Linked DNA regions of Homo sapiens: regions 2 and 3 are each linked to region 1. A link is a loop called in an ENCODE intact Hi-C map of the cell type or tissue named here. Cell type or tissue: HCT116. All regions are shown on one strand. Links, peaks and the distances in the headings refer to the core of each region. The heading gives the core; the rest is flanking DNA. Region 1 holds the start of LOC124904080 (a long non-coding RNA gene). Region 2 holds the start of TEPSIN-AS1 (TEPSIN antisense RNA 1). Region 3 overlaps CEP131 (centrosomal protein 131).

The links. Hi-C counts contacts between places; a loop is a spot of excess contacts. Peaks named below come from ENCODE experiments on the same cell type or tissue, not always from the same donor. Only the 100,000 strongest peaks of a DNase experiment are listed, where the experiment ranks them.
Region 2: a loop joins it to region 1, with 9 times the contacts of the local background. A loop is called at or near these places in 80 of 110 quality-filtered maps.
Region 3: it touches region 1 in a loop (7-fold over the local background); 58 of 110 quality-filtered maps call a loop at or near these places.

What each region holds. Positions count from the first base shown.
Region 1 is chr17:81,139,472-81,148,895 of GRCh38, forward strand. The region is part of intron 1 of AATK (apoptosis associated tyrosine kinase); the gene reads right to left. It overlaps LOC124904080 (a long non-coding RNA gene), which reads left to right and starts at 7,459. Exons shown (of 2, transcript XR_007065939.1): 1 at 7,459-9,097. RefSeq lists a silencer at 3,320-3,369 and an enhancer at 3,636-4,136. In HCT116, for the core only: a CTCF peak has its summit at 3,404 (motif pointing right); a DNase peak (open chromatin) is centred at 3,400; H3K27ac peaks cover 966 bases.
Region 2 is chr17:81,226,050-81,235,193 of GRCh38, forward strand. It overlaps TEPSIN (TEPSIN adaptor related protein complex 4 accessory protein), which reads right to left. Exons shown (of 13, transcript NM_001363764.2): 5 at 7,932-7,999; 6 at 7,589-7,667; 7 at 7,383-7,454; 8 at 6,266-6,469; 9 at 5,798-5,972; 10 at 5,529-5,642; 11 at 5,349-5,427; 12 at 4,495-4,629; 13 at 2,228-3,427. The coding sequence ends at 2,879. It overlaps TEPSIN-AS1 (TEPSIN antisense RNA 1), which reads left to right and starts at 2,658. Exons shown (of 4, transcript NR_135654.1): 1 at 2,658-3,328; 2 at 3,689-3,878; 3 at 3,953-4,191; 4 at 5,809-6,160. It overlaps LOC124904081 (a long non-coding RNA gene), which reads left to right and starts at 7,409. Exons shown (of 2, transcript XR_007065940.1): 1 at 7,409-7,552; 2 at 7,890-9,144. In HCT116, for the core only: a CTCF peak has its summit at 4,616 (motif pointing left); no DNase peak of the experiment used is centred there.
Region 3 is chr17:81,195,994-81,206,281 of GRCh38, forward strand. It overlaps CEP131 (centrosomal protein 131), which reads right to left. Exons shown (of 26, transcript NM_014984.4): 6 at 7,501-7,614; 7 at 6,247-6,405; 8 at 4,336-4,453; 9 at 3,726-3,842; 10 at 3,388-3,556; 11 at 2,884-2,978; 12 at 2,122-2,304; 13 at 1,719-1,895; 14 at 937-1,062; 15 at 708-833. Among named protein-coding and RNA genes, the nearest start is that of CEP131, 22 kb to the right of the region's middle. In HCT116, for the core only: a CTCF peak has its summit at 5,033; a DNase peak (open chromatin) is centred at 4,988.

The sequences.
Region 1 (9,424 bases), core at 128-8,127:
ATTTAAACCAGCATCCCACTGTTCAACCCTCTGCTACCACACAAGCTGCATGGTGTCCCCCAGGCTCTTCCAAGCCCGGCCCTCTGCTGCCACACATGCTGCGCGGCCCCCAGGCTCTTCCAAGCCTGGCCTGGCCATACCGCGGTCCCTGGTCCTCCCGCAGGCCTTATGAGAGCCCAAGTAGCTGCACTGAAAGGTCACTTCAAAGCACACCCTCCAACCCTGGTGACCCCTGCTGATGCCCCAGCCCTCCACTGCGCTGCTGAGGCTGTGCCCCTGGCCATGGTGAGAATGGGGGCAGTTCTGCCTCCTCTGCAACTGGGCTGGAGGGTGCCTATGTGAGCCTGCAGTGGATACACCGTGACACCAGCATGCACACACGTGTCCAGGCTGTGGCTTCTTAGGCCACTGTCCACACAAGGAACCAGGGCCTCACCCATGGTGGGTAAAATGCACCAGGACTGTCACAGCCCATGAGTCCTCTGTCCACCAGCCTTGTCCACTGGCCCTGAATCAGCCACCCTCAGGACCCCCAAAGGATGACTCTATTTCTTTTTGTTTTAGAGATGGGGTCTGTGTTGTCCAGATGGGAATGCAGTGGGGTGATCACAGCTCACTGCAGCCTGGAACTCCTGGCCTCAAGCAGTCCTCCCCGCCCAGCCTCCCGGGTAGCTGGGATGATGGGTGTGACAGGCACGTGCCACCGGGCCTGGCTGGTGACTGTTTCTACTGTTCCTGCTGCGTCTCCTGGTGTGCACTCTGCCGTGAGGGAAGGCAGGGCCTTCACCCCCACTTGCTTTTTTCGTATCAGTGCTCAAGACACTATCATTCCCATTTATTTACGTCACACTTAGGCACTCCTTTTCATTCCAATGAGCTGTAATGTGTTACTGTAATTGTTTAGTTTGATTCTCAAATTGCCCCAGATTTGGTAAGGGGGCACCTGGTGTATGCAGAACAACGGCTCCCAGAGCTGTCCACCTCCCGATCCTCGAAACTTGAGACTCTGGGTGCCTTGCATGGCAAAAGGAGCTTTGCAGGCGGGATTTAGGTAAGGACGTGAGGCGGGGCCATTAGCCCGGATTGCCAGGCAAGCCAGGGTCATCCCGAGGGTCTTTGGATGAGGGAGGCAGGAACTGGAGATGAGAGAAGTGACTGCAGAATCAGAGACCGTGGGGCCGGGGGACCGTGGGGCCGTGGGGACCATGGGGCCGTGGGGCCGTTGAGCTGTGGGGCGGTGAGACCGTGGGGCTGTGAGCCGTGGGGCCGGGAGACCGTGGGGCCGTGAGCCGTGGGGCTGTGGGGCGGTGAGACCGTGGGGCCGTGAGACCGTGGGGCTGTGAGCCGTGGGGCCGGGAGACCGTGGGGCCGTGAGCCGTGGGGCTGTGGGGCCGTGAGCCGTGGGGCCGTGGGGACCGTGAGCTGTGAGCCGTGGGGCCGTGGGGCCGTGGGACCGTGGGACCATGGGGCCGTGAGCCGTGGGGACCGTGAGCCGTGGGGCCGTGGGGACTGTGAACTGTGGGGCCGTAAGCCGTGGGGCCCATGAGCCGTGGGGACCGTGGGGACCATGGGGACCGTGAGCCGTGGGGCCGTGGGGGCTAGGAGCCGTGGATGCAAGGGGCTGGAAAGGCCAGGGGTGGACTCTCCCCAGAGCCCAGCCTCCACCACATTGACTATAGCCCATGAAAGTGACTTTCGGCCGGGCGCGGTGGCTCACACCTGTAATCCCACCACTTGGGAGGCCAAGATGGATGGACCACCTGAGGTTAGGAGTTCAAGACCAGCCTGGCCAACGTGGTGAAATCCCGTCTCTACTAAAAATACAAAAAACTAGCCGGGCATGGTGGCGTGTGCCTGTAATCCCAGCTACCTGGGAGGCTGAGGCAGGAGAATTGCTGGAACCCAGGAGACGGAGGTTGCGGTGAGCTGAGATTGAGCCACTGCACTCCAGTCTGGGCGACAGAGACTCTGTCCCCCCCAAAAGAAAAGAAAGTAAGTGACTTTCAATTTCTGACTTCCAGAACCTACGATAATAGACTCCATGAAATCTGTAATCAGTGGCCACAGGAAACTCATGCAACAGCCCTTCCAAGGGGCTCCCCAGCAAAGCCTCTGTGGTGTCTGCCCCCAACCCCTGTGCCTCCTGGGACACAAGACAGGCCCAGCAAGGGTGGGGGTGCCATGGAAAGCTTGGTGGCTGGGCAGGTCCCCAGAGGGCCGCCATCAGTCCTCAAAGACATGCTCAGATGCAGTGGCTCAGGCCTGGCACCAGCTGGTCCCAAGGTGGGGTGGTGAGGGTACATCTGCTGTGCACACGTGGCTGGACGCGCTGGGGGCAGGTCCAGGTCAGCTTCAAGGACTCTGCCCAGGCTAACCCTAGAGGCCTCTAGTGCCAGCAGTTACTTACTTTTTTTCTTTCTTTCTTTTTTCTCTCTCTTTCTCCCTCTCCTTCCTTCCTTCCTTCCTTCCTTCCTTCCTTCCTTTCCTTCCTTCCTTCCTTCCTTGATAGAGTCTCACTCTGTCACCCAGGCTAGAGTGCAGTGGCATGATCTCAGCTCACTGCAACCTCCACCTCCCCAGTTCAAGTGATTCTCCCACCTCAGCCCCCCAAGTAGCTGGGATTACAGGCACCTGCCACCATCACCCTCGGCTAATTTTTGTATTTTTAGTAGAAATGGGGTTTCACTATGTTAGCCAGGCTGGTCTCAAACTCCTGACTTCAGGTGATCCACCCACCTTGGCCTCCCAAAATGCTGGGATTACAGGCATGAGCTACCAGGCCCGCTCTTTTTTTTCTTTTTTCTTTTCTTTTTTTTTTTGAGACAGAATCTTGCTCTGTCACCCAGGCTGGAGCGCAGTGGTGCAATCACGGCTCATGGCAGCCTCAAACTCCTGGGCTCAAATAATCCTCCCACCTTAGCCTCCCAAGTAGCTGAGACCACAGCCTTGCACCACCACACCCGCTAATTTTTACATTTTTTTGTAGAGACAGGTCTCACTATGTTGTCCAGGCTGGTCTCAAACTCCTGGGTTCAATCAATCCTCCCGCCTTGGCCTCCAGTTTCAAAGTTAATGTCTATTTGGCCATTGTCCAGCTCTGGAGCATTGGCTCTGCTGAGAGGTTGGGGTGGGAAGAGGCAGAGCCAGCCACAGGGAGCTGGCAGGGGACCAAGAGCAGGGAAGAGAAGGAGGTGCTTGGGGTGGAGACACCCCCACAACAGGCTGCCGGCTTTGAGTCAGTCCCACCCTCCTGGGAGTGGCTTCTCACCTGTGAGCCTCCCTGAGCAGTAAGGACCCAGCCCCACCCCCGCCCCAGCCAGCCAGCCTCCCTGTCCCCGTCCCCCAAAGTCCACTTGACTTGTAACCACCCTATCCACGGAGGTGTGGACGCATCATCGGCGTGACCCTCACGCCCACCAGGTGGCACTCTCAGCCATTTTACACACGCAGTGGAAAGGACAGGAGGCTCCTGGGACTCTGGGCCACACACAGAGGAACAGGGAGGCCAGCTCCAGGCACAGCGTGGCCTGAGCTCAAAACACAGGCGTGGTCCAGGATGGCGCCTACTCAGCACAGAGCTGGGGGATCCCAGCTTGGGGTGCTGCCGTCCGCAGCGTTGCCGGCACACGGCCTTCCCTCGAAGGCCACGGGAGAGTTCCGAGAGTGGCCTGGCTGAGCCTGAGAGTGGCCCCACAGCCCAAGCCCTTGGCCACACCTGGCTCGATGAGCCCCCACCCCCGCAACGTGCACACGTCCCAGGCGGAAGCCGCCTGCAGCAGCCCCAGGTCCCAGGCAGCCTGTGCGGGACCCTGGAGTCCCAGGACACGTCACCTGACCTGGCCCAGCTTCTACAGGGCTGTCCCTAGGACCGGGTGCTCACTGCAGCACAGGGTGGCCCTGGTCAAAGCCAAGAGCTAGTAAGTTTTCTGTGTTGGGTCCAAATGCACTTCCCCTCAACCCCATCCAGCTCTGCCTGGGGCCATGCAGCCCCCACCCCTTGTGTCCACGCAGCCCCTGCCTCCCGTGTCCACGCAGCCTCACTTCCCCCAGCCATGCAGCCCCCACCCCCCGTGTCCACGCAGCCCCAATTCCCCCAGCCATGCAGCCCCGCCTCCCGTGGCCACACCTGGTCCTCCAGCCTCCTCGACCCCTCTGGCTTCACAGCCTCTCTCCTCAGCACGTCGCCCCACAGTTAGCAATCCCCACCCCTGATGAGGCCAGGACTGTGTGGAGTCCAGGGGCCCCACGGTGGGTGGCCATGGGGTGTGATCCCCACGGGGTAAGGCGAGGCCTCCACTCTCTCCACCCACACTGCCTCTTCTGGAACCTTGGGCCCTGCCTGCCCGGGGCTCCAGGCTCTGCTCACCCGTCGGGTGTGCCTGGCATGCATGCCCCGTGGGTGCGGGCGTGACCCCCACATGCTAGCTCAGTCTGAGGTTCCAAGGCTCCCAGCCATTCCCCCCACAACAGCAGGTGCACCCAGGGTGAGCACGGTGCCCAGGGTTGCCCCTGCATGCTTCCTCCACCCAAGCTGCCTTCCTGCAGGGACGGGTGGCCAGGGTGGCCAGCACATAAGGTGTGGCTCTCTGCCCCCACCCCTGTCCCCGCTCGGCCCTTCAGGAAGCTTCCTGCTAAGTGGCTAAGTGCACCCCTCCAGGAACTTGGGGCTCACTCCCCTCCCCGAGGCAGCCTCTTTCACCTTTTGTGGCACCAACAGCCAGCGTCTCTTGCACAGACCCAGCCTGGCCCACACCTCCCAAAAATGCCCCCAAAATGTCCCCAAATCACACAAACAAATGGATCAGGATCAGCAAAGCTGCAGATAGGAGCCTGGGGGTAAAGGTCAAGGCCCCTTGTCCCAGCCCCACACTGCCCTCCCCATCGCTCTGTGCTGGTCGGGTGTTCACACCTGGGGCAAGGTAGCCAGGACCCTGGGGAGAGGGTGGCCACATCATCAGGGAAGAGCAGGCCTGTGGGTGGCCGAGAGGACACAGTGGCCCCTGGAGGCACCCCCAGGCGGGGCCGCTGCAGCTGGGACAATGGAGGGGCAAGGGGGCCGGGCAGGGGGCCCGCAGGAGCCCACAGGGCTCCCTTGAGAGCCGCCCACCCACTCTCAGTGCCGCACCCCCGGCCATTCACATTTCCAGCGTGGGAGGAGTTCGCCTTCACTGTTACTAAAGCTTCTGTCTTCATCAAATCCACACCGGAGAGTGTGGCAGAGTCTGAGAGCCCAGCTCGCTCCTGTGAATCACAAGCTACGAAGTCCAGCGTGCTGGTGCCCATTAAAGACACTGCCTTAGATGAAGCTCCCGGGTGAAAGAAGCTAACAGCGTGGAAAAAGAAAGCACAGACAGGAAATCTGCCCTTCCAGCGTCAAAAGCTACAATAATTAGAACCTCACAGTGCTGGGGCACAAACCCACCAAAATCTGGGCCTGGCCACGCAGAGGATTCCACACTCCATGAAAAGCCTGACTTCAGGCCGGGCGCGGTGGCTCACGCCTGTAATCCCAACACTTTGGGAGGCCGAGGTGAGTGGATCACTTGAGGTCAGGAGTTCGAGACCATCCTGGCCAACATGGTGAAACTCCGCCTCTACTAAAAACACACAAATTAGCCAGGTGTGGTGGCAGGTGCCTGTAATCCCAGCTACTCAGGAGGCTGAGGCGGGAAAATCGCTTGAACTCCCAAGGTGGAAAATGCAGTGAGTCAAGATTGTGCCACTGTACTCCTGCCTGGGCTATCGATAGAGTGAGACTCCATCAAAAAAAAAAAAAAAAGAAAAAGAAAAAGAAAAAAGAAAAAAATAGCCTGACTGCATAACTTCAGATTAAATGATTCTAAGATAGATTACAGCATCTTAAAAGAAAATAGGTAAATATTAGATTTCTGAATGGAGAAGGATTTGTAAGCTAAAAGCAATGGAAGGGATCGCAAAAGAAAATATTGAAGGCTTTGGCTCCGTAAAAATGTCTGTTCCGGCTGGGCACAGTGGCTCACGCCTGTAATCCCAGCACTTTGGGAGGCTGAGGTGGGCAGATCACCTGAGGTCAGGACTTTGAGGCCAGCCTGACCAATATGATGAAACCCCGTCTCTACTAAAAATACACAAATTAGCCAGGCGTGGTGGCATGCTTCTGTAATCCTAGCTACTCGGGAGGCTGAGACAGGAGAATTGCTTGAACCTGGGAGGCGGAGGTTGCAGTGAGCGGAAATCGTGCCATTGCACTCCAGCCTTGGCAACGAGAGCAAAACTCCATCTCAAAAAAAAAAAAAAAAAAAAAGGGTGTTCGATAAAAGCCCTCAAATTAAAGGCACACAGCGAACCGAAAAAAGCAATTTACAGAAAATATGTCGAAGAGCTGATGTCATGACTACACAGAGCACACAATCAGTAAAAAATAACAAATACGTTAAGACCCCAAACATAAACAAGACTGAGCGCGGTGGCTCACACCCACAATCCCAGCACTTTGGGAGGCCGAGGCAGGCGGATCACTCGAGGTGAGGAGTTCGAGACCAGCCTGGGCAACATGGCCAAATCTCTTCTCTACAAAAAAATACAAAAATTGGCCGGGCGTGGTGGCGGACACCTGTAATCCCAGCTACTTGGGAGGCTGAGGCAGGAGAATGACTTGAACTCAGGAGGTGGAGGTTGCAGTGAGCCAAGATCACACCATTGTACTCCAGCCTAGGCAAGAGAGCGAGACTCCATATTAAAAAAAAAAAAAAAAGAAAAAATTAGCTGGGCGTGGTGATGCACACCTGTGGTCCCAGCTACTCAGGAGGCCGAGGTGGGAGGATCACTTGAGCCCAGGAGGCGGAGGTTGCAGTGAGCCAAGATTGAGCCACTGGACCGCAGCCTGGGTGACAGAGAGAGACCCTGTCCCAAAAACAAAAACCACAAACAAGCAAACTACGTGAAGTCAGCTCACAAATGAGGAAATACAAATTGCCCAACCCGGCAGGGCACGGTGGCTCACACCTATAATCCCAGCACTTTGGGAGGCCGAGGTGGGTGGATCACTTGAGGTCAGGAGTTTGAGACCAGCCTGGCCAACATGGCGAAACCTTGTCTCTACTAAAAATACAAAAATTAGCCGGGCATGGTGGCAGGTGCCTGTAGTCCCAGCTACTCGGGAGGCTGAGGCAGGAGAATGGCTTGAACCCAAGAGGTAGAGGTTGTAGTGAGCCGCCCAGATCGCACCACTGCACTCCAGCCTGGATGACAGAGCAAGACGCTGTCTCAAAACAAATAACAACAAAAAACCAAACTGCCCAATCCGTGAGAAAATGTTCAGCCTTGATCATAAAGAAATGCAAAATTATAACATGTCCAGTTTCCAGACAGCGGGAGTTTGTAGAAGCCAGTAAATCAGAACCGGCTGCCCAGGCCGTTTGGTGGATGTTAAATCAGAACAGCCTGTGGACCTGCCTTCTCTCCAGCCAAGTAATTCCATGTCTGGAAATTTACACTAAGAAAATAACCTAGAGGGCACACGCATCCAGAATAAAAATAAAGTAAGGAATGAGAAAGTGAACGCCGCAGACGGAAAAAGCTATTTGCACAAAGATGTTCATTGCAGTGGTATTTATAAGAGCAAAAAAGAGGCCAGGCCTGGTGGCTCCCGCCTGTAATCTCAGCACTCTGGGAGGCCGAGGCAGACAGATCACGAAGTCGGGAGATCGAGACCATCCTGGCTAACACGGTGAAACCTTGTCTCTACTAAAAATACAAAAATTAGCCAGGCGTGGTGGCAGGTACCTGTAGTCCCAGCTACTCGGGAGGCTGAGGCAGGAGAATCGCTTGAACCCGGAAGGCAGAGGTTGCAGTGAGCTGAGATCTCACCACTGCACTCCAGCCTGGGTGACAGAGCGAGACTCCATCTCAAAAAAAAAAAAAAAAAGTAAAAAAGAGCCTAAATGTTCAACAGTGAAAGAATGATGAAATAAAAACAATGGTATATCTGCAAAATAAGCCATAAAAAGTGAATTTAAGACTATGTTTTAGGCCTGGTAAGGTGGCTAACATCTGTAATCCCAGGATGCCAAGACTGGCGGATTGCTTGAACTTAAGAGTTTGAGACTAGCCTGGCCAGCATGGCGAAACCCCATTTAAAAAATAAATAAATAAAATTAGCCAGGCATAGTGGCACACACCTGTGGTCCCAGCTACTCCGGAGGCTGAGGTCGGAGGATCGCTTAAGCCCAGGTGTGGAGGTTGCAGTGAGCTGAGGTCATGCCACTGCACTCGAGCCTGGGTGATGGAGCAAGACCCTGTCTCAAAGAAAAGAAGGTGTTTTAAACAAACGGGAAGATATCAATGACGTTATGCTAAGGAAAAGAAGCAGGACGTGCAGGACTCCCAGGACCAGGGCATGAGGGAAACGTGTCATCGTGACTGTAGGGCCTGGTGTATAGACAGATGTGCATATACATATTTGATGAGCTTTGACGTCTCATATACAGATGTTAGAATTAGTGAAATTACACACGGTCACCATGCGCCGTTTGGTTCTCTTCCTTCTACCCTCAGTAAGGGTAGAAACAAGCAGGACATATAACTATTTACAAATCCTGATCACAACTTTGTCAAAAAAAAAAAAAAAAAAAAAAAAAGAACAGAAGAAAGCTGGGAAAAAATACCCCAAAGCGTGAAGAGTTTGTCTTGGGAGGTAGAAATCCAGCTGGTTGCATCCTGTACTTGCACGTTTTCTACAACAAGCATGCACTGCATTTAGAATCAGACGATGTATGATTGTATTTGATTATCACTCAAACCTGATCCCATCACTGCTGCCCTTACAGAGCCGCGCTGGACGCAGAATGGCCACCTGCCCTGGGGTCTCCGTCCACTCTCTGCTGCCCCCACCACGCTCAGCCTCCCACTTGCTCCTCCACCCTGACATGCTGTCCCAACACCCCCGGCATCTTGCAAAGCGCCTGATGTGGTCCTTGGAGGAGCCCACCCCCGTCCACAGGGACCCTTCCTGCTCAAGACCACAGCCCAGGCCAGCTCACAGGGAACGTCCGCTGGACCAGTACCAGCCTCTAGAACGACCGGCTGGACTTGAAGCCACACATGGCTCCGGGATGAGGTACCTGGGGATGAGCCCCGGGGGTTCCCCCAATGGAAGGCACTGGATACAGTGTGGGAGGGGACACCAACGCCCTGAGGTGCCTGCGGCACACCTGGGGCAAGGGAGGGAAGGAGCATACAGACACACGGGCACACACTTGCACACACACACACACGTGCTCTCAGACACATGCACACACACAAATGCACACGCTCCCACTCACGCTCACTCATGGAGATTCGCATATGCACACACTCACGCGCACACTCACGCACACACCCTTGCCTGTGTCCACAGTCCTGCTCTGAGCCAGCGGGGCCTACCCGAGTGTCCAAGGAGCAGATG
Region 2 (9,144 bases), core at 1-8,000, 86 kb after region 1:
CCAGGGCTTCAGTGTAATGCTGAACAGAAATGGTTAGCATGCACACCATGGCCTTCTTTCCAATCATAGGGGAAAAGCATTCAGTCCTTCAGCATTAAGTATGATGTCAGCTGAGGGGTTTTTGCAGAAACCCCTTGCCACCCAAAAGATCTCTTACATTTCTAATTTGTCAAATTTGGGAGGGTTTTTGGGTCATGAGTGAATGTTGAATTTGTTTCTTGTTTTTTCTGCATAAAATGATCATGTGATTTTTCTTTACTGTTAATATGATGGATTGAATTACACTGATTTTCATAGGTTGAAACAGCCTTGCATTCCTGGGATATATTCCACTTATAGTGATGTATTACACTTTTTATATATTACTGGATTCATTTTGTTGTTTTCTTGAGGAATTTTGCATCTATATTCCAGAAGGATATTGATCTCTAGTTTTCTAGACCAAGTGTACATGGAACATCCACCAAGATAAACTATATTCTTGGCCATAAAACAAACTTTAACAAAAGTTTGAAATCCTTAACAAAAGTGTGAGGCCAGGCACAGCAGCTCATGCCTGTCATCCTAATACTTTGGGAGATTGAGGTGGGAGAATTGCATGAGGCCAGGAGTTGGAGACCAGCGTGGGCAACATAGCAAGAGCTCCATCTCTACCAAAGAAAAAAAAGGCCATGTGTGGTGACTGAGGCATGAGGATTGCTTAGGACTGCTTGAACTCAGGAGGTTGAGACTGCAGTGAGCTGTGATTGCACCACTGCACTAGGTGACAGAGCTAGAGTGCAGTGGCACAATCATGGCTCACTGCAGCCTTGACCTCTGGAGTTCAAGCAATCCTCCCGCCTCAGCCACCTGGGTAGCTGCGACCATGCCTGGCTAATTTAAATTTTTTTTTTTTTTTTTTTTGTAGAAACGGGGTCTTGCTATGTTGCCTAGGCTTGAAATCTTTAAACAATATAACAGAAATCATATAAAATATGTTCTCTGACTATATCAGAATTAAATCATAACACAATATGCTTTAAAATAACCCATTGGACAAAACGGAAGTCTCAAGATAAATTTGAAAATATTTTGAGCTGAATAACAATTTAAATGTACCAAAATTCATAGGATGCAGCCAAAGCAGTGTTCACAGGAATGTTTATAGCATTACAAGGCTCACATTAGAAAATAAAGGACATGATAAATAATCTAAGCTTCCACCTTAAGAAACTGAAAAAGGCTGGGCGCTGTGGCTCATGTTTGTAATCCCAGTGCTTTGGGAGGCCGAGGAGGGTGGATCACAAGGTCAGGAGATCGAGACCATCCTGGCTAACATGGTGAAACCCAATCTCTACCAAAATACAAAACATTAGCCGGGCATGGTGGCATGAGCCTGTAATCAATCCCAGCTACTCGGGAGGCTGAGGCAGGGGAATCGCTTGAACCCGGGAGGCAGAGGTTGCACTGAGCCCAGATTGCGCCACTGCACTCCAGCCTGGGTGACAGAGTGAGACTCTGTCTCAAAAAAAAAAAAAAAAAAAAAAAAAGAAACTGAAAAAATAAAAATAAGCCCAAAGCAGAAGAAAGGAAATAATAAAGAACAGAAATTAGTGAACTAGGAAACTGAAAAACAGAAATTAGTGAAGTACAAAAAAAAAACACCAAAGTTTGTTCTTTGAAGTAACTAATAACATTAATAAACTGTCTGACCAAGAAAAAGGGAAAACAAGTGACCAATATTAGGCATGAAAGGAAGAGTGTGATAGTGTGACTACAGCCCCACAGGCATGACAGGAAGAGTGATAGTGTGACTACAGCCCCACAGGCATGACAGGAAGAGTGATAGTGTGACTACAGCCCCACAGGCATGACAGGAAGAGTGTGATAGTGTGACTACAGCCCCACAGGCATGAACGGAAGAATAAAGGACTACTACAAAAAACGGAATCACAAATTCAGCAACTGATATAAAATGGACCAATCCCCTGAAGACACAAACTGCTGAAATTAGAAATAGATAACCCAAATAGTCTATTATTTATTGAAGAAACTGAATTTCATAGTTTAAAACCTTGCCATTAAGAAGGTGAACTGCAAGGACAGTGCCAGTGGGAAGTTCTACCAAACGTTTCAGGAACACCGCCTGTCCCTCCTTTGAGGAAAGCAGTCCTCTGTGTGTGCCCCTTATTGATGGTATTTTCATTAAAATGCACATACACAAAAAAAGAAAAATAAGCGGCCCAGGTTCATGTAAACAGTAGTGTTTATTCAGAAAGCATAAACCCCAGCGCTCTTGGAAGGTTTTTCTGAGATGGACCAGAGGCTCCAATCAGAGGCTTCGTGTGTAGGAAGCAATTACAGCCTAAAGGAGCAGGTGAGAGCCAGGGAAGGATCACGTAGGGATCTGAGACTTGAAATGGCCTCAGGCCAGACAGCACAAGGCAGCCCGGACAAGACACCCTCAACCCACATGCACCAAACCCAGCCTCAGCACCTAGCCCACCCCGATGGGACGGGGGAGCAGTGGCTTGTTGCTGCTCATGACCTCCTGGGGAAGGAGGGAGCTGAGATCAAAATGAAATAAGGAACCTGGTAGTCGCTTCCGCATTCATACAAGAAACCTCATGTCTGAGAGCAAGACAGGCAGGGACTGCCCCCTGAGAGCCCTGAGATCGACATTTCTGAAGCCCTGCCACCTGCCATCCCTCGTAGGGATTCAAGTCCAAATAGCCAGAGCCTCTGGCAGAGGAGATGGGGGAAACTGAGGTAGCCCTAGGGTCGTCCTCTCAAGTCAAGCTGCCTGGAGACTGTAGCAGCTACGGTTGAGGCTGCTCAGGAAGCACAGACCGCCCCAGACAGCAGCTGAAGCTGAAGACTCCAGGGCCAGGCCATCGGGTCAGGCGTTCAGGAACGCGAAAGCTGACGGCTCTGAGCCAGGAGGCTCTTTGGCTGCTGTCCTCTGGGACGATGTTTGGGGGGCGCGGGGAGCATCAGGACAGGACTCTCCCGCAGCAGCCCCAGCCCCCACCAGGCGGGGACAGGCCACCAGCTCCATGCCAGCAAACAAGGAGTCGCGGCTCCACGCACAGCTGCTGGGGCCTCTCTTTGGGCTGTCCGTGCCCCCTGGGATCCGTTCAGGTCTCCACCGCCTGCTTTCTGCCAGTCTGGCCTCGGCCTCGCTGGGGTCTCCGGGGGCTGGAATGGGGGAGGCATCTGGGGGTGGGGTGGGCACAGGGCTGGACGGCATCCCAGATGAGGGAGCAGGGCTCCGGGACGAGACCGGGGTTGAACTCAGAGGCTGCAGGAAGACCTGGCTCCCAGGGAGAGGCACAGCGTCGGTCAGCAGGTCAGATGGGCCTGGGAGGGCGGCTGTGGGGCCAGGCTCAGCTGAGGTGCCCCGGGCAGGGGACAGCTGCCCACAGGAGGCCTCAAAGTGCCTCAGGATCTGAAAGAGGAAGGAGGAACCAGGGAGGTTCCTATGCAACCCTGGGAAATGTGGGGACCAGGGCCCGCTTCTCCCTAGGACCTCCTCAGTCCCTCCACCCAGAGGGCAGGGCCACCTCTGGGCAGGACACCGGCTGCTGGGAGGGGCTGGGGCAGTGCACCCAGTTGTCATCCCACCGAGAGCAGCTGCTGGGCTGGTGCTGGCGACACGGGGCAGGTGTCACATACACACCTCGAATCTTGCTCCTTTACTCACTACTAGACAAATGGACACCCTCCCCGTCATAACCCGCCAGGCACTGCCGGAGGGAGTGAACACGTGGCCTGGCACATCTGGGCATTTCCAACTGTTGGACGCAGGGTTCTTCCAGCATGCCCGTTTTAGAAACCCCACTATGAGGTTCGCCTGCGGTGGTGCGAACCCCAGGCTCACTCGTCGCTCTGACTGAAAGGTGAGCTAGCAGATGGCCAATGACAGTTAAGGATGACTTGGGGATGGGTGACTGAGGACCTGTGTTTCCAGCAGCCAGGGAGAAAACAGGAAGAAAGAAGCTGGGAATGCCCACAGGCAGAGGGAAGGTGCCAGGGCCTGGCGGCCGGGAGAGGCCTCCCCGTGTGATTCCAGTGGCCGCCAGGCAGTTCAGAGTGTTCAAGTGCACAGAGATGAATGGAACCATTTCTGCCCTCCGGAGCTTGGGAGTTGAGCATGAGCTGTGTCATGGGTGGCAAACTGCATGTGCAGTCAGGGAGGGCTTCCTGGAAGAGGTAAGTGTGAGGCCAAGACACAAGGGCAGGAACATTAAGGCAGCGGAGTCTGGGGGCTTCCAGGAATAGGTAGAGGCCAGTGTACTGTGAGTGCTGCAGAGTTTGGGTGGAAGGCGGGAAGGCAATGGGGAGGTGAGGACCCTGACTTGCTGCTGCTCCCTCTGCCAGCGGGACAGGGACTTGAGAGGGGGTCCGGGAAGGGCTGACCAGGCGCCGGGCAGGGACGGGGTGGCCGTGGACTGCAGCGTATCTCCCACTGTACCCTTGGACCCCGGTGTGCGTGTGGCCTCCGCAGCTGCCCACCTTGGTGGCCTTGTTGGTCACAGGTCCCGGGCTGCCCATGCTGAGCTCCTGCAGCCACGGCCGGGTGCGGAGGAGGATGTGCTCCTGGGGGAGGAGGTCGCTGCTCCCCAGGGAGGCGATGGCACACAGCGCCCTCTGCGGGTGAAGGGAGGGGACATCAGCACCCATGGGGCAGCAGGTCCACGCCAGGGAGGCCTATTTGGCCATCTCTCTCCCTCTTCTTCCTCCTCATCAATGACTGGAGTGCCAGGAGGCCCCAGAGACAGCTCCACCACAGCCCTGTCCTCACCGCCTTACACCCCGGATCCCAGACACCACAGCCCTGTCCTCACCACCTTACACCCCCGCTCCCAGACACCAGAGCCCTGTCTTCACCGCCTTACACCCCAGCTCCCGGACACCAGAGCCATGTCCTCCCCGGCTCCTGGACAGACCCCAGCGAGAAGCACGTGACCTGCTGCCCCGATTGCCTTACCTTCATTCCTCCGCACGCCCCCCGACACACGCACACACGTGTCCACACTTTCATGTGCATGCACACACACACAGGCACATACATACACAACCACACACATGCAGTCATGTACACACACACACAGATGTGTGCATACCACACACGTGCACAAGTGTGTACACACCGCACACATGCACGAGTGTGTACACACACAGGCATACATACACAGGCATACACACCCACACGCACACACACAGGCATGTGCGCACGCACAGCCACACAGAGGAATGTTCACACACAGGTGTGCACACAGGCACACGTGCACACACACGCACACGCACACACACGCACACAGGCACATGCACACAGTCACGCCCTCCCGCCCGCGTGTGCAGCTCACCAGCTGCGTGCATTCACTGGTCCCACGCAGGTGGCAGGTCAGCAGCTGCAGCACGGCCTCACAGTTGAGCAGTCCACACCTGCACAGAGGGGACACCTGGGTGGCGGGTGCGGCCCGTTCCCTCCTCCCTCGCCCACGGTTGGGGCTGAGGCAGAGCAGGGCGGGTCCGGGCGCACTCACGCTTTGATGAAGTGCTGTGCCTCCTCGCGGCTCAGGAAGGCGCGTGGTCCCCGAGTCACAGTCCTCACCAAGCTCAACTCCTGCTGACAGTCACTCAGGGCCACCACCTCGACCCTGCCAGGGGGAATGGCCGGGTCAAGGGTGAGTGGAGGCCATGCCCCCACTCCTGTCTCGCATGGGGGAGAACCTGGAGAGCAGGAGCCGCGCTGGGAGGGGGACAGTGTGGTGCCTCCGAGACCTCTCCCACATATCTGGCAGCTCCCGCTCACCTTTCTGCCAGGTCACCCGGCTCCCGGCTGGCCCCTGAATGGCTGTCGCTGCCGGAATGACTGCCCGAGTCCGAGACCCTGCTCAGGTCGCTGTTCTGGGAGGAATTCTGAGAGCTGGGGCCGCTGTCCAGCTCATCCCAGCCCCCTCCGGCCTGCCCAGGCTGATGCCTCACAGCTGGAGGAAACAGGACAGCCGGTGAGATCCCTGGGGCTTCAGGCCAGCCCCATGCCCACCTCCCGGGGCCCTGGACCAGGAGGCCTCGGGGGCTGAGTCCTGAGCTGAGGATGGGTGGCCACCTTGGCTCCAGCTTCAGCAAACACCAGCCCCATGGGCATGTGCTTCCGCCGCGGGTCCCACCCCTCCTGCTGTGTGGGAGGCCCTGGGATTTGCCTCCGTGGCCGCAAAGCCCCAGCGGTGACAGGAAGGAGTGACCCAGACCCCAAGGGGAGGAGCCCTCGCCTCGATACCTCGGGGACCTGGAATGGCCCCGGGGAGTAGGTTCCCCAGGGTTGGGGGACCGTGGCTGGCTGAAGGCATCATGGCAGGCTGGTAGGTGTCACCCCGCGGCAGGAGCCTCCGGGTACTGGGACTCTCGGGCCCGGGGCGCATGGCGCTGGCCACCACCTCTGCGGCCTTCTGGATGGTGGAGAGGAAGGCTTCGCCTGCCGAGCCTGTACCCGAGGAGAGGGAGATGGGACGGCCGCCCAGTGCGGCCCCCACCCGCGTTCTCTGGGAGCAGGGTGCCCGCATCGGCTCCCTGCTCAAGCTTGGAGAGGTCGGGGTACATGCTGCAGGTAGGGAGGCCTCCTGGTGGGCCCCAGGCCCTCTGGAAGCTCCCAGTGGACTCCGCTTTGGCATTCCCACTCCCAGTGGGCCTGGACACCAAAGCTCACTGCAGAGTTATGCCTCCGTCCCTCTGTCCTCTGGGGGTGAAGGTGTCCTAAGGGGCTTGGGCTTGGCCTTGGCTCAGGGAGGGTGTGTCCAGGGCTCGGGGAGGGGCCGGCCTTTCCTGTGTGAGTTCCCTGTAGAAGCTGCCCCGACACCAAAGTGTCGGCAGGAGCCCCAGGCTGTGCGCAGGACGGCGTGACACAGCCTAACGGTGAGCAGCTACACACCGCCCAGGGCCCGGCAGCAGGGCACAGCTGGGCTGGGGGCTGGGTCCCAGCCGCAGGCAGTGGTGCCACCTGTGGCTCTCCTGGCGCTGGTGAGCAGTTGTCCACTGGTACTGCCCCACCTCATAACAGCTCCACACGGGACTGCCTGAGTCACCTGCACCACAGCCAGGGGCACAGCCCTCGGCCCCTCTCAGAGTGGGACTCACCCCTGCCACGGGGCCCAGCCCTGACTTCTTGCTCGGCCTGGTTTCTCTCATCTGTCCATAAAGCAGCCCTGGCCACACCTGCCCCACCCCCACGTCAGCAGCCAGAGAGAGACAGTGGGGACAGCCCCAGGAAGGGTTGAGGCCATGTAGGGGAGGGGACGGGGGACAGCAGCTACTAGATGGGGCGGCATGGTCCGGCCCCCACCACCTCCTCATCCCCACACCCTGAGATGCCAGAGCCCATGCAGGCCCTCCCCACTCACCCGTGCGGCCGTGTTCCTTGCTGTAGCCGAAACCCTGGAGGGTGCTGTGCGGCCTGGCCTGGGAGCCCATGCCTGCAGAGGGTCCTCCGTTAGCAGCAAGCCGGCCCCCACCCTCGGCCCTGCCCACGGATGGCACAGACACCCAGGACACTCAAGGAGGCAGAAACCAGGTGCCAGAGCTGGACACGGTCCCCTCAGTCACCTACCTGTGGCAGGCGGGGTCCCCAGAGGCTGGGAGGGAGCCAGCGGCAACACGGTGTCCGAGAACAGGGTGCTCCCCAAGTCCTACAGGGGGAGGCGAAGGCCCTCAGTGTCCTCACACCAGGGCCTGCTGTACTCACCCTGCCACCCATATCAGCTCCGTTCTGTCCCCCGGACACTTCTCCTGAGCCACTCAGCTGGACACAGGCTCTGTGTCCACCAGCAAGGAGCAGAGGCAGGGGTCCCGGATGGGAGAACTGCAAACCCCCCAGCTGACATCCTGGCCCCAATCCCACCCCTCTACAGGAGGAGGGGCACCCCGCAGAGCGACACTGCTCCTGGGCTCACCTGCGCGGCCGCGCGAACCTTCTGGTACAAGCTGTTCCCGTGCAGAGGATCTGGGGGCCCTGCAAAAGCTGCAGAACAGAAAAGGCAAGTCGGGGGCAGGGCTGAGCCTGGCACCGCTGCTCCCTGTGGAGCACGGTGCCCTGGGCCCACTCCAGGGTGGCAAGTTCCTGCCACCAAGGCCCTTCTGTCACAGCCAATGGGATGCCCTCCTCCAGGACCCTGCAGAGGCCACACCTGAGCAGACCCTCAGCTCCCCCTCACCCATGCCCCACAGAGGCGAGACTCTCTCCACAGCAACCACCTCGTCTCCCCCAGGGTCGGCAACCCCTGGTGCCTGAGCGGGTGTGGCCTCCCCGAAGCCCACTCTCCCTGCCCCAGGTGCACCAGGGACCCCTCAGAGGCTTCCGGGGCCTGGAGGGAGAAACCAGCGTTCTTATCACAGCCTGAAAGCTCCACCTAGCCCCACCCAACCCCAGTCTCAGCCGCCTCGAGCTCCCCTGCTCTGAGAGTTCCTGTCATGATGAACTGGGGCTTCTTTCCTTAAATCTTCCGGCCCCAGGGCCCCCCAAGCCTACACCTGGGGCCGCGGCATCCTTTCAGGGCTCAGGCTGAGAGCTGTGCCTCTGAGAACCCCTCGAGAGCCTCTGTCACAGGCGAATCCACTCACGCCCCTCGGCCGTCTACCTCCACCCTGGCAGGCTGGTCCCGTGATTCGGAGACGATGCTCCTGGCTGTCCCTGGGCCCAGGGCTGGCGGCCACAAGCTGAGTCAATGGCTGGATGAACTGACACCCTGAGGCTGCCATCTTCCCTGCAGGAGCCCAGGGCACCCACCTGCCACCCCACGCTGCCCCTGCTCTGTGACAGAGCAGGAGCATCACCATCTTGGACAAGCCCCTCATTCTAAAGTTCACCTTAACCAAAAACTGCCTAAATCCATAGGGCATCAGCCTAATGGCTAAGGTCAGCACGACCATGAACCACAAATAACATCTCCAACCAGAAACATTCCAAACTCCTCCCCAACCAGAGACATGCTAGCCCCAAGATAACCCTTCTCCAGCCGGGAAGATGCCAGCTTCGAGAAAACCCACCTCCAGGCTGAAAAGATGCCTGCCCCAAGATAACCTTCCCTCCTTCCAACCCTGCCATAAACTTCTCCACACACATAAACATTCCGAGCTTCTGATAAGCCCTCTCATCCTAAAACCAAC
Region 3 (10,288 bases), core at 1,708-9,707, 58 kb after region 1:
GCCCAGCAGGACCCCTGATGGAGGAGACCCTCCCAGCCTCCGAGGGAGGCTAACAGCAGCCCTCCCCTGGGGCTGCCCCTCCTAGGTTTGTGGATGGACCCTGGGGCCAGTGGGGGGGCACGTGTGCAAACACGGGCCCAGGCCTGCATCCGCCGTCCTGTCCTCAGCTGGGGGACCCGGCGAATGTCAGAGAAGCCCCAGCCCACCCCCTGCAGTGATGTCAGGGTCTTCCTGGGATGAGGGTAGCTCTGCCGAGGCCATCACCCAGCCCTGGAGGAGGCTCACTGTCTGCCAAAGGGTGTCAGGACCACACCAGCCTCACTGCCGGCCCCAGGCCAGACCCCAGGTCAGGACACACCTGTGACAACTATCAAGCAGCCCTGGAGGCCCCTATTCTCACACACCCCAGACCAACTCTAGGTCTCTTCTCTTCAGAACAGGAGCCAACCGGGGCTGCGACTGAGCTGAGGGGCCGGCAGGACACCCCACTACACTCACACGGGGCGGCTCTGGATAAAGACAGGAGTGCCCTCTCCAGGGCATGCATGGCTGGGAATGGCATGGGAAAGGCTTGGAATGCGTCCAGCGGACACCCGTGTGACACCCAACAGAGGAAGAAGCTCCCTGGCAGTGGGAAGCCCCTGGCTCTGGAAGTCTCCATGAGCCACGCGCTGGGTCCGGGCCTCTGCGCTCCCCGGGCCGCTCACCTGGTCAATGAAGGCCAAGTGCCGCTGGATGGTGGCCTCGTAGTGCTCCCTCTGCCGCTGCAGCTGCCGGCTCAGCGCCTTCTCTGTCTCCTTGACCCGCCGGGCCGTGAGGTCTCGCTGCTGCGCCTGCAGGGTGTGGGCAGAGGAGGGAAGCGCTAGGACCGGTGGGCCTGGCCTCAGCAGGTAGGAGGCTAGCAGGGCCCGGGATTAGCAGTGCCAGCAGCGTTACCAGCGCTCTCTGCAGCAGCAGCATGGCCTGCTTCTTCTCCTCCACCTCCAGCTTCAGCCGCATCACAGACGTGCTCACCTCGGACCCCAGCTCCAGGGGCCCCGGCCCCGCCTCCGGCACCCACCCCTGCAGACACAGCCGAGCGTCAGGCGGAAGCGGCAGAGGACGGGGGGCAGCCAAGGACCTGACACGATGCCCCTGCGGCCCTGCCCTCTGGGGACAGAGGGGCTGCTGCACACGGGAGCCCGTGGGAAGCCGGAGGGCAGGTGGCAGGCGGCCCAGCAGAGGTCGTTTTCATTGCTCAGTACAGGAAATGGGGGCCGTGGCCTCAGGAATAAAAAACAAACCATTTAAAAAGTTCTATGCTGCCCAGCTTCCTGCCCTGTGACAATAAAGTTCACGTCACTGCTCCATTTAGCCTGGCCGCTAGTGTTCACCCAGGACAAACCAACCCAGAGGACAGCAGGGCTCCAGAGGGCTGAACTATCCACACATATGGGCTCGTGGAGGCAGCTCGGGGCAGCGGGTAGGTGGGGGCAGTATGGGGAATGCGGGCCCTGCCACCTCCACCCTGAGAGACCCGTGGGGGGTGCTGCATAACTAGGTGGGTACATGGTGAGGGACCACCTCCTGCTGGGGGCCGGGTGGGGGCTGGCGAGAGACCTCCTCCCCCTGGGGGCCAGGTGCGGGCTGGTGAGGGGCCTCCTCCCCCGAGGGCCAGGTGCAGGCTCGTGAGGGGCCTCCTCCCACTGGGGGCCGGGTGCGGGCTGGTGAGGGGCCACCTCCTGCTGGGAGTCCAGCTGGTCCTGCCCAGACTTCTCCATCTCGTCCAAGAAGCTCATGATGCTTTGTAGCTTGGCCTCCGATAGCAGCGTCCCATCCTCAGGAGGTTCGGGGAACGCACTGAGTTTTCCAAATTTCTCCAAGTTGTCAGCTGTCAGAGAGCTGGCGTCATCCTCCTGTGGGACAGGAGCCCAGCATCGGGGGCTGTCAGGGCAGCCTGAGGACTTGGGTTCCCCAAAGGCAGAGGTGGCAGCTGAGGCTGGGCTCTGGGAGGGAGGGTTGTGACTAAAGCCAGGAGGAGCCTGTGGCATCCCCATTTTCCCAACCCCCACAGCCACCGCATGCTCTGTGTGAATGGCGTGGGTGGACAGACTGTGCAGGGCGGGCGCACACCGTGGTCACCTCGCTGGCCCAGGCGTATCTGCCCCTGTGATGGGTCCTGGGGCGGGGCAGCACGTCCGGCTCCTTCTCCAGCAGCTGCAGTGTGTGCAGCAGCTCCTCCAGTGGCCCCCTGGACTTGGCGCTCCCCCTGCTCGGGGCCATCATCTCCAGGTTGTCCCCAGCTGCATCCTGGGCAAGAACGTCCTGCAAAAGAGCAGGGAGACAGATGCAGCAAGGCTGCTGGTAGCTGAGAGCAGCCCCCACATAGGAGGCCAACCGCAGAGCCCCAAAGGCGCCGCGGGAGCTCCCCAGTCCCGACATTCAGCCCCAGGAAGGTGAGGCCAGGGCTCAGACCTTCCCACCCGGTCTCTGCAGCTGCTCAAACCCAGAGCAGCTCCAGCCACCAGGGGACTCCTCCCAGTGCCCCACTCCAGGAAAACAGGAGTGCAGCCACCTGGCCCCACCATTGAGCAGCCTGGGAGCCTTGGCTGTCAGGTCACCCCTCAGAGCCGGAAGCTCCTCTTTTGTGGATGAGGATGCAAGGCCCCCCACCCCAGGACATCTGCAAAAACCCAACTGGATCCACCCCAGCAAAGGCTCCCCAAGAGGCAGCCAGCACCATGCATCAGAGCAAGAAGACACCTCCTGGGTGGCCTCTCTGAGCTTAAGTGGCCCCTAGAGCAGAGGAGGGGCTGGGAGAAGCTCAGCTCAGGACACCCCTGGCACAGACATGGCCCTTAAAGCCAAAAACCATGATGGAGTGAAGGACAGCTGTGCTCAGACCTGCGTCCTGTCCTCTGGAGGCTGCTGTGGTTCTGGGGATGAGTCGGAGGTGGGCAGGCAGCGGTCTCCGGGGCCTGCAGCAGGGAGGCCACCACCTGCACAGCAGAACACAGCACCATTCCACAGGGAGCATCCCGGGGCGGGCAGCAACTCTGGAGGCACCCCCGGGAAGGAGCCAGGCATGGGGGAGGCGGAGGCGACCCCAGAAGCAGAGGAGCCGCTGGGGAGCCACGGCCTTCTGGGTGTGGAGCTGTGGAGGATGAGTGCCACCCCTCCCTTCCGGGCCTTCTACTCTGTAGGGATCCCTACGTCCAGGACCATTTGATTGTCAAGGTCTCGGCACCCTCGTCAGGTCAGCTGGGGGCCAAGGCCCCTAACTCCGAGGACTGGGGCCGCCAACATGGGCAGCAGCACAGGAGGCCGAGAGGAGGTCCACAAGGGCTGCACTTCCTTCCTGGCTGCAGTCCACCCCCCAGAGCAGGGCGGGCGTGGAGCCACTCTCACCAGTATTGTTGGCCTTGAGGGCCTGGTGGGCAGTGCCGCCTGGTGTGGGGGACAGCTCCTGAGCAGGCTGCCGCATTCCTGGCACTCTGGTCTCCCTGGGATTCTCAGGTGGCCCACGCTCGGCAGTGCTCGCCTTCTGGGCTCTCAGGGCTCGTTTCTGTTGCAGCTCCTGCAGTGGGAGCATCGCTGAGCACTGTCCCTGGGAGAGGACGACCCCAGGCTCCACAGCCAAGCTGCCCTGAGGCTAAGTGTCCCGGGGCCCAGGGAGCCCCAGCAGCAGCCCCGCACGGTCAGGCCTGGGCCACGGTGCTGCTCAGTGGTCCCTGCGCGGTCAGCACCTGAATGGCTGCTCGCCTGGCTTGGCGTGCCTTCTCCTCCCGGGCCTTCCTCCTGGCTGCCTCTTTCTGCTGGTGCAGGTCCAAGAGGGTCCCCTCGCCTGACCGCTGCCGCTGCTCCTGCCAAAGAAGCCGGTGCCATGTGGCGTTTACATCTGGAAGACGGAATCCAGACCCAGACCAGAGGTTTCCCCACAACGCCCTGGAGTCCCCTAGAGTTCGTGGAATCTCAGGGCCAGCAGGGAAAGTGAAACCCCACCAGGACCTTGAACCTGCCATTTCTCTGCTCTACAGAGGATGAGCCCTACGTCGCAGGTGGCCAACAGTTCTGGCGTGGGGGAGACAGCTCTGCCCCCACAGAACGTCCTCCTGAGACTCTCCAGCCTGGGATGGACCCAGCAGGCGTTTCCTGACACCCAGGCCCTGAGGACCGCCAGTGAGGACCACCCTGACTGTCCGCGGGGACCCAGGGTCAAGAAGGATGCTGCACCCAGAGACGGGGCCCACGAGCAATCCTAGGCTTTGATTCCACCTGTCCCAGAAACTCAAACCCCTGGGATTCTGGGCCAGACCCCCCGGGGGAGCATGGAGTGACTGAGACGCCCACACTGACCTCCCGCTTGGCCTGAAGCAAGTGCTCCAGGCGGGCAGCTCCTGCTCCGCGCCGCTGCACCTGGTGCCGGTACCAGCGCTGGATGGTGACAGTGGCCTGGTTCACCTGGTGGATAAACCTGCCCGGAGAGCAGGACTCAGGGCCAAGACAGGACCAGCGCCCCGGCAGGACCCAGCTGGCTGCTGGTGGAAGGTCGAGCCGGGGAAGAGAGAAGCCGGCGGCTGCACTCAAGTAGCCCTTTTCACAAGGCAGGACCAGCCCACCTGGACCATTTTCACATGGCAGGACCAGCCGCCTGGACCAGCTCCACTAAAACCCAAAACCTTCTTCCTGGGAAGGTGCCCAGGGGAGAGGAAACGCCTACCCACGCAGGCCTGTGTGGCCTTATTTACAATTGCCAGGAAGTGGGAAGAGTTCAAATGCCCATGACCTGGCTACAGCGTGAATACTGGATGGCGGGACCCTACCCACAGGCAACAGGCCCGGGACTCAGGCCAGTGCAGACCACAGGCCGTGGCTCCACAGAGAGGGTGGTCGGAACAGGCAGGGCTATGAGGGAACAGACTGGTGGCTGCTGGCATCTGGGCGGGGAAGGAGCTCGAGGGAAGCCTGGTGGTGCTGGGCCGTTTCCTTATCTTGGTCTGCTGTGTCCACAGACAGCACTATACACCCTGGTGGAATCTCATGGAACTGCACACTTACAATGGGCACCTTCTATTGTATACAAATTATACTAAGTAAAACTGATTAAGCAAAAAAAAAAATGCTTCACCTTGGCTCTCGGGACCATGTGTGGATTCTCTCAGCAAAGGCACTAACAGAGAACCCAGAACGTGTGAGCCCTAGCTCGGGAGCAGTCTGCCCCGGGCAGAACTGGGGGGCTTCAAGGGGTTGCGGGCTTCTGGTCCCCCTTCCCTCGTGCCACCCACCGCGTCTACAGGCCTGGTCTCCCTAGCCCTAACTGGGCGGTAGGGTAGGTGACGGCTCCGCCAGGAGCAGGCTCCGAAAGTCCAGGCAGGGAGGTACCCCCGCGACTGTCCTGACAAGAAACGACTGTCATGGTCACAGGAGGCTCCGCCCACAGCCCCTCCAGCTCCCCAGGGGCAAGCGGCAGGGGCACAGCCCCCAACAGTCATCATCACAGGAGGCTCCGCCCACAGCCCCTGGAGCTTTGGGTGTTGTTGGCTTTTTTCAGTTCTGTATCTTCTTTGCCTTTAATGTTGTTTTAATTAACAGTTTTACTGAGGTACAATTTCCATACTATAAAATCTACCCATTTTCAGTGTACAAGTCAATGATTTTTAGCAAATCTAGAGTTGTGTGACCATCAGCACAGTGCAGTTCTGGAATGTTCCACTGCCCCTGGAGGAGCCCTCTCTGCCACCCCTACACCAGCCTTCGACCTCCTGTGATAAACTTGCCTTTGCTTGGTGTTTTATGTAAATAGAACCACACCACATGGGGTCTGCTCGGTCTCAATATTTTAAAACAGGCCGGGGGTGGTGGCTCACGCCTGTAATCCCAGCACTTTGGGAGGCGGAGGCGGGCGGATCACGAGGTCAGGAGATCGAGAACATCCTGGCTAACACGGTGAAACCCCGTCTCTACTAAAAATACAAAAAATTAGCCAGGCGTGGTGGCGGGCACCTGTAGTCCCAGCTACTCGGGAGGCTGAGGCAGGAGAATGGTGTGAACCCGGGAGGCAGAGCTTGCAGCGAGCAGAGATCGCGCCACTGCACTCCAGCCTGGGCGACAGAGCGAGACTCTGTCTCAAAAAAAAAAAAAATTAAATTAAAACAATTATTAAATGGAAATTTCTATCCTCGGAGGTGTGAGCCCCCCAGACCCTGATGCCTGCCCACCTCTGTGTTCTAGGCTCAGGCCCCCCCCCACCGCCCCAAGATCGGTCACCTCTCAGCCTCCTCCTCCGTCACCTCCTTCCGCCTGGGCAAGCCCGTGCTGCCCCCAGTATTGTTCCGGGCTGAGTGGGTGGCACTGGAGACATTCTTCGGCAGCTTCCCAAAGCCGCTGCTCTCACTGCCCTCACAGGTGGCTGCCTTGATGATGTTGCTGACAGGTAAGAAGAAAACACCCTCGTCTCACCGCCCAGGGGAACAGCTCTGCCCACAGGCAGCAGGTGCCCACTCCCGGAAGTCCCAGGACTGAGCCTGGAAGTGGTGCTGGCAGGCTGGCAGCCGGGGCAGAGGGGGACAGCGGCAGGTGCGAGGCCGGCTCTCCCGTGCCACATCCTGGCCTCTGGACCACCTGTGCCCTGACAAGGTCCCACTCACTGGTACCCAGGATAATGAGCTCTTTGCATTTAAAAACTTCTCACTAAAGTTACATTGAGAGGCTGGGTGCCCTGGCTCACACCTGTAATCCCAGCACTTTGGGAGGCCAAAGCGGGCGGATCACCTGAGGTCACGAGTTCGAGACCAGCCTTGCCAACATGGTGAAACCCCATTTCTACTAAAAACACAAAAAAATTCGCTCGGCATGGTGGCGGGCACCTGTACTCCCAGCTACACGGGAGGCTGAGGCAGGAGAATCGCTTGAACCTGGGAGGCAGAGGTTGCAGTAAGCCGAGATCATGCCACTGCACTCCAGCCTGGGCAACAAGAATGAAACTCCATTTCAAAAAAAAAAAAAATTCCATTGAGAAAGTTCCCAAAAGTCACAGGAGTCCAGAGCCTGAGGGACCCCTGAGCAACCCCAAGGCCATCCCCAATCCCCGCAAGACCATGTGGTGGTGGACTCGGGGGCTCCTTTGCCCCGCTCGGTCCACCCCCGCTGTGACGCCTTCTGGGCTCTGCACAAGCCTTGGCTTCCTCCTGGGGGCCCCACCTCAGGGTGAGCCCCAGACCTCACTGTGCCACATCTGGGCTGTTTTCTCTCTGTGGGAAGCTGCCGACCCAAGAACAGAAGAGGGCGGCGGACGTGGATGGGGAGCCCGGTTCACAGCTGCTCCACGCGGTTTTACGTGCACTGACCACGTGCCCTGACCGAGGTTGGACCCCATGCACACTGACCGCATGCCCTGACCAAGGTAGAACCCTGTGTGAACTGACCGCGTGCCCTGACCGAGGTCGGACCCCAGGTGCACTGACTACATGCCCTAACTGAGGTCGGACCCCGCAGCCCCGCGGCCTCCCCAGAAGACCTTACTTGAGGGAGGGGGCAGTCTGGTTGGAGCTCTTGAGCGGAGGCGCCCTCTCCGAGGGGGTGTAGCGGTTGTGCACCATGGTGGTGACGCAGTTGCCCACTGCTCCCTTGTTGCTCCTGCCAGGCCGGAAGAGAGACAGGAATGGTCAGGCCTCTGGAGGGGACGCCTGAGATCTCAGAGCTACACTCGCAGCACGGGCTGGGAGGGAACAAAGGCCTTCAGTGCTTGCTACGTGCTGGCAGCATTGTCGTCCAGTGTCCCCAGGCCCCTTCCACAGCCTGCGCCCTGATGATGGGGTTCTTCCCAGGACAGGAAAGCTGGACCAGGGGCTCCCACGGGGCAGGGGATAGAATCGAGGCATGAACGCTGGACGTGCCCAAGACGGGGGGAGCAGCTCAGGCCAGCAGCTCACAATCAGCTTCCAGAGCAGACTCACAGAAGCGAAGCCCCATCCCACACGACGGATGGAAGCCACATTCTCTGCCTCTGCCCCTCCGCAGACCCGCAGGAAGGCGGGAGGACAGGACCAATACCGAGGCTGACAGGAGGGATGGGGAGACTGCAGGAAAGGGGCATCTGCAGACCTGGAGGATTAGAAACAGAAGGGCCAGCAGAGAGCAACTGGGACACAAGGGAGGGTCCAGGCATTGTGGGGAGGGAGGGCGAGGAGCTGGCAGGTCCCGTGCCCCCACGGAGACACACTGTTCTCCCACAGGCATGGACAGGCTTTGAGGCAAAGGGGAGAATCTGGCTGCTCGGCAAAGCCCCTTCCCTCACTTGAGCCGCTAGCATCCACCCTGCCCTCCCCAGCTGGCCCTGCAGGTGGGGCAGAGATGGGTGATTCACCCAGGACAGCCACCGCCACCCCTCCCCAGCAGTGCAACCGGGCAGCCAGGACTCGAACCCTGGGGCGGGCTGGGGGTTTGTCTCTGGAGAGACTCAGCCTGTGAGGAGGGTCCCACAGACACTGGTAGGTGGGGATACTCAACAATGCCTTGCTCTCTGCACCAGTGCCCCGAAGTGAAGCCACCAGGCAATAGGCTTCCAGCTAACTCCTAGGGCCTCCCTTTTAACAAGAACCACCAAGACATCTGGGCAAAGACCAACATGTCAGAGGCCCAAAATCAAACCAACAGAACATGATGGGAATGAGGATAAGCAGAGAGCAGAGCAATGCACGAAACCTGCTCCTGCACCAGCCTGCACCTGCACCGGACCACACCTGCACCAGCCTGCACCTGCACCGGACCACACCTGCACCGGACCACACCTGCACCGGACCGCACCAGGCACCAGCCCACGCCCAGCACCAGCCTGGCCTGCACCTGGCACCAGCCTGCACTCACAAACGTTCAACAGCTGGTTCTTGGAGCGCGGCTCATCTGCCAATTTGGGTGGTGTGAATAACCTACCAGGACTGATTTTGAGCTGTTCAGGAATGAGCAGCATGGCATGTATTCATAAATGTTTTCAATAAAACACTAAATGGCCGGGCGCAGTGGCTCACACCTATAATCCTAGCACTTTGGGAGGCTGAGGCGGGTGGATCACAAGGTTAGGGGTTCGAGACCAGTCTGGCCAACATAGCGAAACCCCGTCTCTACTAAAAATACAAAAATTAGCCTAGTGTGGTGGCACACGCCTGTAGTCCCAGCTACCCAGGAGGCTGAGGCAAGAGAATCACTGGAACCCGGGAAGCGGAGGTTGCGGTGAGCCGAGATCACACCACTGCACTCTGGCTTGGGCGACAGAGCGAGACTTCGTCTCAAAAACAAAAACAAACAAACAAAAAAACACCAGAAGAAATAGCTTGAAAAGATGCTGCTCCTCAGGGGCAGGCGCCAGGGGTAGGAGGGGCGGCAAGAGTGTGGGTAGGAGGGGCAGCAGTGGGGTAGGAGGGGCAGCGGGGCAGTGGGTGGGGGGTAGGAGGGGCAGCGGGATGGGGGTAGGAGGGGTGGGGGGGTAGGAGGGGCGGCGCGGGGGTAGGAGGGGCAGCGGGAGGGGAGGTAGGAGGGGCAGGGGTGGGGAGGGTAGGAGGGGCAGCACATTTTAAGCCTATGGTGCTGTTTGACATTTTGGCTGTGTATGAACATATAACTGATAAATACTAAGGTAAATTTTAGGACCAGGTGTGGGGGCTCAAACCTGTAATCCCAGGGCTTTTGGGGAGGTCAAGGAAGGAGGATTGCCCGAGCCCAGGAGTTTGAGACCAGCCTGGGCAACACAGCGAGACTTCATCTCTACAACAAATTTAAAAATTAGCCAGGAGTGGTGTTGTGCACCTGTGGTCCCAGCTGCTCCGAAGGCTGAAGGGGGAGGATCTCTTGAGCCCAGGAGGTAGAGGCTGCAGTGAGCTATGATCGTGGACTCCAGTCAGGGTGACAGATGAGAACCTGCCTCTAACTTAAAAATAAATTAAAAAGCAAGAATTGAGCTGGGTGCAGTGGCTCACGCCTATAATCCCAGCACTTTGGGAGGCCAAGGCGGGTGGATCATGAGGTCAGGAGATCGAGACCATCCCGGCCAACATGGTGAAACCCTGTCTCTACGAAAAAAATACAAAAATTACTCGGGCGTGGTGGCGTGGTGGCACGTGCTTATAATCTCAGCTACTCGGGAGGCTGAGGCTGGAGAATCGCTTGAACCAGGGAGTCAGAGGTTGCAGTGAGCCGAGATCATGCCACCGCACTCCAGCCTGGTGACAGAGCAAGACTCCATCTCAAAAAAAAAAAGGCAAGAATTCTTCCTGTGCCAACCCTGGAGAATAACCACACGGTCTCTCCCCTGAGA